Regions from separate parts of the Homo sapiens genome. Here all the other regions are linked to region 3. Evidence: chromatin contacts called from ENCODE Hi-C or POLR2A ChIA-PET data. All regions are on one chromosome and are shown on one strand. Each heading gives the region's core, a stretch centred on a gene start or an enhancer-like site at or near the end of the contact. The rest is flanking DNA. Distances are from core to core; before and after follow the strand shown.

Region 1 (2,700 bases), core at 2-2,501, 64 kb after region 3:
TTACAGGCGTGAGCCACTGCACCCAGCCGGAATTTAAAGTCTAGTAGAACTTGGGAAGTGAAGCAATGTCATATTTGCTTTGCTTCTATTTGCCCTTCCAGTACTCTCATTTCTCTTTTCAGCATCTTGATCCTAGCATTGGGTTTGCTCATGGGGAATCCCACAGAGGTCTGCCCTCCTCAAGAAGTGCCTTATGCACCCCTCGGATCTGCCTGGCTCCCTCCCCTTCAATGGAAGCCTGCTTTTTTTTTTTTTTTTTTTTTTTTTTTTGAGACAGAGTCTCGCTCTGTTGCCAGGCTGGAGTGCAGTGACGCAATCACAGCTCACCGCAACCTCCGCCTCCTGGGTTCAAGCAATTCTCTTGCCTTAGCCTCCCAAGTAGCTGGGATTACAGGCACGCACCACCACACCCAGCTAATTTTTGTATTTTTAGTAGAGACAGGGTTTCAACATGTTGGCCAGGATGGTCTTGATCTCCTGACCTTGTGATCTGCCCGCCTCGGCCTCCCAAAGTGCTGGGATTATAGGCGTGAGCCACCGTGCCTGGCTGCCTGTTCTAACTGGTGGGTTGTTGAGGAAAATATATTAGACTACATTTTTATTTCGGTAGAATAAAAAAATTGATCTAGATAATATCCAAGACCGCTCCCTGCTCTAAAATCTTGTGATTCTGTGAGTCTCCTTTCAGGCAATTAAAAACTACTGATAATTTTCCTGATAAAATTGTGCCATTTTCACCATGATTGTGGAATTATCCCTTTTGTTTGGTTAATCTCTCTCTCTCCCTTTTTGTAGTCACAGGACTATGATTTGAACCTAAAATAGTATTCTGCTTATAGCACATTTCACAGAAGGCAGTTCTGTCTCAGACCCGCTTTCTGGGTGTGTGGATTTCAAGCCCCTAACTGGGGCTGGTGGGCAGTTTGGTGGCAAGATGTTGGTGCATTTCCCACTCTTGGTCAAGGCATTGCTTCACGGCCAGCTCTGCTATGTGCTTTTCCACTTTCGGACTCAGCACGGACCACTGAATCCTCAATAGGATCACTTGTTAAAAGGTGTAATATTACTACATATGTTTTGATAGACTCAGTCCCTGCAAGCAGCAACATGTGAGAGTATGCTATGGATGAGAAAGAGGTAAATGAGTAATATGATTTGTCCTGAAACCCACAGGCCTCTACTGAGATTAATTGTTGGCAAACTCTCCCCAAGATCCTTGACCATAAAGTACTCCGGGGAGCGCAAAGGATTACAGTCATACCCATATAGCAAGCTAAGCTAATTTTGCCTGAGTCTGACCTTTTGGTTCCAGAGAGTCTAGCTATTTCAATTCCGTCTCTTAGATGACACACCATAATGATGACATTGAGAGCGTGATCAGCTGCTCATCAGGTGCAGGACCCCAGCATTTCCTTTCCAGCTCACAGATATTTCCCTGAAATTTAAAACGCCTGCCGAAACATGGGGCCTTCCATTCTTTGTTAGTCATCCCTGTTTCATAGCTGGTCAGTCACCATAGCCAGAGTGTGGGAGAACAGATGCCCTCAGTCACATGCATCTTTCAGTGAGTCCTGTGGAGCCGTAGAGCGACAGGTGCTAGACCCAGTGCCCAGGCAAGGCAATGCTCTCTCGGAGGGGGATTAGGGGCCTGGAGGCAAATTACCTGCACAGGGAACTCACTACCTTTTGTATTATTTTCCAGAAGGTTCCTCTTTGTTTCCATATGACTGACAGACACCCACGGTCACATTTGATTATAGTATTGCTTTCTTCATTACCAAGGCAGCTTTACTGAAACCTGGTGAAACAACTACAGAAAAGAGTCATGATGTGTTACTAAAAAGCTCCAATGAAGGAAAATAAATTCTTCATAAAAGAGAAATGATAATTTTCTTCAAGTTTTCTCAGCACTATATATCACTGTCTTGGTGATGCAGAACAGACTTGGGAAACAGAGGGGGAAGAATTGGGAATACTGTTTTTTAGTTAAACTATGGTTTCAGTGCACAGGTAAAAGTGGGGAGTTGAGGCTAATTAGAAACGAAATTACTTTGGCAGTTCTGCATAAGTAAAGGCCTGGCATTTCCTGAAGAGGAGGAGGAAGTGCTGATATCGCCTAAAATCCTCCCCGCTTCCAAGTGGTTAATCCTCAGGAACTATCCTTTGCGGAGGTCATTACTGTTACTGTGAGATGATAATTGAAAAAAAAAAAAAAAAAAAAAGCAGGCCCATTTCAAAGACCGTGTGAGCAGTATAGAAGACTGTGGCCTGAGTGCTCACCCATCCAGATTATTCTGAGGAAACTTGTCCCATCCTAGTACCTTTTGTGGTTCTTAATGGCAGAGAAACTGGGCATAAAGTAATACTCTTTTTTAGTTTCATTGATATATACTTAATGTGCAGAATTTGGGTGAAGTTTGGAATACAGGATAAGAAAAGGGCGTTGTATGCAAAGTTTTAAGTCCTATAAACACTTTTAGTGTCTTAATTGTACCTATATTTTATACATATAAATCTGGATGGGTGATCACTCAGGCCACAGTGTTCTATACTGTACATGCTGACTTTGAAATGGACCTACTTTTTTTTTTTTAATTACCGTCCCACTGTAGCAGTAATGACCTCCGCAAAGGATAGTTCCTGAGGATTAACTATTGTTTTTTTTTTTTAAAACAATAATTTGTCTTCTTTTTCTTCACA
Region 2 (2,700 bases), core at 41-2,540, 120 kb after region 3:
CATCCATTATTTTATTGAATACTTTTTAAACCCTGTTTTGTTTCTCTCTCTTTTTTTTTTTCCAGAACACCGGTGATGTGTTAGACCTGTTATAATCCAATTGGTCTCTTTATTTTTTCATCCTATTTTCTGTCTTCAGGTAGAATAATTTCGAGTATTCTACCTTTCAGTTCACTGATTCTTACTCCCTCCCCTCCATTCTACTGTTTAATCCATAGGTTGACATATTTATTTGGATCCTATGTTTATTTTATTTGCTCATCCTATGTTTTGATCTTTGAAAATCTATTCAGATCAAATGAGTTTGTCAACTAAGAAGGCTTTGCATTAAAGGGAAGATTTGGCTACACCTAAAATCACTGAACTTACATTGAAAACGTTGTCCTGCCAGTGTGTAAGTGCCAGATAAAGCCCCTTGATTGGTGAGAGCAGAGTGATATTGACCCACATCGGCATCATACAAAGTCCAAAGCTATTGGTCAGTTCTCCTTTCATACATGAGATAGATTGCCCAATATCCTTGTTCATCTAATAGTTTCATGCTTATCTGTGGAATGACTCTGGACTGGGCTGCTTATCTTTCTTAGTCTGACTTTTGTTCTGACTGGTGAACCCTGTTTTGGATTCTAGTTTTAGTGTTGTTGACCTCTTTTCTGCTAGTACTCACACATGAACTATGCTCTGTATGCTCTGTAGGTTTGATATTTGCTTTTTCTCTGCTCAGAGTTCTATTTCCTTTTCTCTTTGATTTCAATGAGGCTTTCAAAAAATATTTCAATTTCCTAAAGAGAATAATTTTCTAAATCACTGCTATTATGGAGTTGCCTCTATAATTATTTCAGCATTAAATTTTATTTTCTGTACAACGACAGCATTACCACATGATCTAAAAGGACCCCCTTCTTGAAATGATCTTCAAGTCAATCCTGTAGGGATGTGGAATCCAGTGGCCTTTACAAGGTGTTGGAATTGTGAAGAAATTTCATATGTATATTGTTTTTTGAGCCAACTCATCAAGCTTGATATAATAGAGCACAATTATCCAGAAGCTGTGTGTACCGAGTACATTTTCCCTCCTATGAGTCTGGGAAATGAATATTATTAAGACAATATTGGAAAAGTTTTACCAATACTGACCTCACCCAACTAGAGAGTGAGTAGTAAATGATTCACCTTTAGAAGTAAATGAATCTTTTCAGATAACTTTGGTACCTGGTAGTATGCCAGAGATATTCATTGCTAAATGAGTTAAGCAATTTATAAACAAATTTCCCTCAACTTCAAAAGCACACACTGCTAAATACTAGTCTGATCAAGCTCATCTCATGCTATATCAAACAGAATCCAAATACACCTTACGTTAATTGGCTCTCACATGAGACATCTTTCTGTAGTGCCCAGGGATTGCAAAATTTTTGTCAGCAGCTTTTGGGAGAGAAACTTTATGAAATTTGAACATATTTTATTATTAAAAATTAGCTTTTACAACTAAAAATTTCCCTGGGCATTGATTTTATCTTCAGTTGATTACTCAGTGTCACATCACTAGGCAAAAATTCCCTGGAGTTCAGCTACCTCTTGGTCACATTTATTTTGTTAAGAATATTTAACTGAGGACTATGTCAAATATTTGCTGTCTTGTTCTTTGAAACTTAAGGTATATTTTAAACCTTACCTAAAGCAATTGTAGGATACTTTTTGCTTTGGATTTTTATAGGCTAATAAACTTCATATTCACAAGTACTAAAGTAAAATATATATATATATATAATATGTGAAAAGTTATTTAAAGTCCAGAAGAGCATAATAACATATTAAAACCATTTTATCACTAAAATGTAAAACATATTAATATAATTATCATGCACTTCAATGCTCATTTCTTTTAGTTAAAAGAGAATAACTTTCACAGTTTGCTTCTGAATTTAGGAAAATGGCAGTTAAGTTGCTTATACAATTCTTGGGCCATGACTGAGAATTCTGTCATTTTATTTTCTTCTGACATGGATTGTTGCAGAAAGTATTGCTAAAGCCAGCTGATTTTAATTCCTTTGAAAGAGGCTTTCTCTATAACTTTAAAATTCCTTCTTTCTGCCTCATTCACTTTTTGCTTTTCTTCTGGGATTTCAAAGTTAGACTTCATGGTATCTCCTGTATCTCTTACTTTCTATTCTGTATTTTGCATACTTTAATCTCTTCATGCTTCATTTTGATTATTTATTCCAATTTTGCTTCCAGTTCACTAATTTTCTCCTTAGCTATGTATGATCTAATTTTAGACTCATTCATTGAATTTTTAGTATCAATTATTATACTGTTCATGTCCAGAAAATCTGTTTGGTTTTATTTTATAGTTTCTTTTTTCTTAGTTAAAGTTCTTAGTGTATGTTTTTCTTGTATCTTTGGACATATTATTAAATGCTTAAAGTCTGTGTATAAAAATTTCATAACCTAGGTGCCCTGTAGCTCTAGAACTGTTGTCTCTTATTTTTCTTGGTTTTAAAATACATTGTTGGGTTATTCTTGATTGTGCTAAACAATGTATATGAAAAACTATAAAATTAATTTGAAGCACCAGATAGTGTCATCCTAGACCTTATTAATTGTATGTTTTCTTTTGGCTAGGGATACCAGTAATCCCAGATTATCTCATTCTAATTATAGAAATTGATACAATATGAAGCCATACTTTAGCCTCTG
Region 3 (2,700 bases), core at 147-2,646:
AGGTATGTAGGACTTTGGAAGGTCAGGGATATTAGCATAGATGTCCTCAATTGACTCTGTAAAATTAATATGAATTCAAAATACATTTAGAATATATTTACAATGGGAACAATTTCAAATTACCAAAAAAACTTAGTTTAACATAAAATAAGTTATTCAAAAACATACCTTCTGCTCTTTCTTCTCTTTCCACTTTCACAGACTGTAAGAAAAAAGAATTCTCCATGATTAATACAGTTTAAAAAATAGAATCTAAATGTGGATATGCTTTGAAAAATTATATAGTATTTGTGGATTCATTTTGAGAGAGAATTACAGTTTTAAAATTGGTTAATGCTCACTCTTATAATGTCTTCTGTTGTCCGCTCAATTGACTTTAGTTTCTTTAAAATGGCCTCTTCCTTCGTTGAGATTTGCAGTTCAGCTTTTTCAAGATCTTGGATCTCTTTCTCAAGCCTGACAACAAAAAGGTATACTTTTTATTGCTTAACACAGTACAAATGCGGAGTTCTCAAATATGTCTTCCCCATATATAAAGTTTCCTTGGAATATGCATGTAAGTAGCCAGACACTTTCTAAGAATATAATGTCACACTTAGCATCACACTAAGCATGATACTTAATATATGGAAGATACCTAATGCCCGACTTTGAACGATTTTCAAGTTTTCTTTTTTTGACAAAGGAATATATTAGGTAAAGCATTTGACCTTTGCTCCATGTTCTTCATTGCAATTACTAATGTTATTTCCAAATAAAAGAGATTTTTAAAATACAGAGACATAAGTTTAAAGTTGTACCGAAAGGAATGGTACATTTGTAGTTATTATGTAGTTCATCAGGTTTTCATATCCAAGTCATCATATAAATTATTTGAAGAAAACATTATAATTATTAAACTGATTTAATAATCATAGTCATTTAGTACTTAAAATTCTTGCATATTCTACCATTGAAAATGACACTTTGATTTAATTTCAGTTTCCTAAGAGTTGGGCCATATTATAGTGAGGAGGGTGAAGAGATGCAGAAATGGACCAAATATAGTACAGTAGCTTCAACTGCTGCTGTTTATAGAGGCTACATTTTCTGGGCGGGGGGTAGGGCACACATGGCCTGACACAGCATAAGGAACTTACAGCAACAAAGAGACAGACATTTGAAACTAGACTGTTGCAAGCATTCTGAGCTGGTATCTTGGCCAGTGTACAGCTGCGTGTCAGATTCAAATGAACTCCAGGGGGCAGCATCGTGACCTCTCCTCTATAAAAACATAGAGACACTGGCAATCACGCAGAAGGCTGGCCCTTGGCAGCCACGTAACACACATGGTTTCTCAGCCAAATACACTAAGGCTCTAAAGTCAGCTGCCTCAGAGGATGGCTGATTAGATTCAGCAGCTGGTCCAGGAGGTGACAGCTGTGGATATTCGTGTCAGCTAAGAGAACTGTCAGTTTTCTTGGCTTCCTTCTTGAAGATGGTCATGGGCCTGGCAGCTCAAAAATGCTGCACTATTGTCACACCAGTAAAAGCCCAAGATGTGGTCAGCTTGACAGCTCTCTTGCTCATTGCTTCAGTTTCAAAGTTCTTACTTTGCTGCTGCCTCTGGCCATTGGTAGATTGCCGTTTATAACTGAGGAGGTTTTCTTGTATGCCACAGACCTCTAAGTGAAATGGAGTAGCCCCTGGTTTCTTAGAAGTGACTGAACTGTGACTGCCATTTTATTAAAATTCCTCCACATCCATGGCAGCACTTTTACCCTTCAGCAGAGCTGTGGGGATATATGTTGGTCCAATTTGGTAAAGGGGAAAGCTCTGCACTAAAAGTGATAAATCTGGATTCAATTCTGTCTCTGCTACTCATTTCTTGTGAAAGCCAGTTCCCCTAACCTCTCTGAAACTCTGTTTTGTAATGTGTGTAATGAGCATAATTACAGATTACGCTCATTACCATATACAGACAGATATGTGGTGACACTAAGAGATGATGTATATGAAAGTACATTGAATATGGTTGATATCAGATGTAAATATGTTATGATATAATTTTTAAAAGTTTTCTGCAACATACTGTATGTCTTTCTTTTTTCATCCCCTGTCCCACAGGGTGCTTACCTAATTTGCCTGTTAGAGACAGTCTACAAAGGAAAGCCTTTTGGTAGAAAACAAGAAGGTTCAAATCATTGCTTCAAGCAGCTCTTGCACATCAGGGCCTAGCTGTGGAATCAGGTGGACCTGGGTTTGAAACCTGGTTCATCTGCCAGCTTCCTGTGTGACCTTAGACAAGTCACCTGACCTCACTAAGACTCAGTGTTGGGCTGAGAGAAGTGGCTCATGCCTATAATCCAGCACTTTGGGAAGCTGAGGCAGGAAGATTGCTTGAGCCTAGGAGTTAGAGATGAGCCTGGACAACATAGTGAGACCTCAGTCTCTACAAATATTAAAAAAAATTAGCTGAGCATACACCTGTGGTCTCAGCTACATGGGAGGCTGAGGTGGGAGGATTGTTTGAGCCCGAGTGGTCGAGCTTGCAGTGAGCCATGATCATACCATTGCACTCCAGCCTGGGCAACAGAGTGAGATCTGGGCTAACAAACAAACAAACAAACAATAAAACTCATTGTCTTTATTCATTCATTCTTTTAAAAATATTTACTTAGCATCTACTTTGAACCAGGCACTCTTCTATGTGCTGGGGAT

What was found. A loop is a pair of places that touch in the nucleus more often than their neighbours do. ChIA-PET counts read pairs that join two places held with the same protein, here RNA polymerase II (POLR2A). Pooled maps may share reads with other maps.
Region 1: a pooled map shows a loop between it and region 3 (1.9-fold over the local background). The contact joins two enhancer-like sites. A Hi-C loop is called at or near these places in 2 of 50 pooled maps. POLR2A ChIA-PET finds 5 or more read pairs at or near these places in 2 of 52 experiments (AG04450 and GM12878).
Region 2: a map of Caco-2 shows a loop between it and region 3 (1.8-fold over the local background). The contact joins two enhancer-like sites. A Hi-C loop is called at or near these places in 2 of 168 maps with a recorded cell type or tissue (Caco-2 and endothelial cell of hepatic sinusoid). POLR2A ChIA-PET finds 5 or more read pairs at or near these places in 2 of 52 experiments (AG04450 and common myeloid progenitor, CD34-positive).

The regions. Positions count from the first base shown.
Region 1 is chr1:99,620,267-99,622,966 of GRCh38, reverse strand. No RefSeq gene overlaps it. Among named protein-coding and RNA genes, the nearest start is that of PALMD, 24 kb to the left of the region's middle. Within about 2 kb of position 1,251, at least 2 of the 41 ENCODE cell types and tissues checked have a DNase peak (open chromatin) inside an H3K27ac peak, as active enhancers do.
Region 2 is chr1:99,564,666-99,567,365 of GRCh38, reverse strand. No RefSeq gene overlaps it. Among named protein-coding and RNA genes, the nearest start is that of LINC01708, 78 kb to the right of the region's middle. Within about 2 kb of position 1,290, at least 2 of the 41 ENCODE cell types and tissues checked have a DNase peak (open chromatin) inside an H3K27ac peak, as active enhancers do.
Region 3 is chr1:99,684,432-99,687,131 of GRCh38, reverse strand. PALMD (palmdelphin) reads right to left here. Exons shown (of 8, transcript NM_017734.5): 4 at 342-456; 5 at 169-202; 6 at 1-56. Among named protein-coding and RNA genes, the nearest start is that of PALMD, 40 kb to the right of the region's middle. Within about 2 kb of position 1,396, at least 14 of the 41 ENCODE cell types and tissues checked have a DNase peak (open chromatin) inside an H3K27ac peak, as active enhancers do.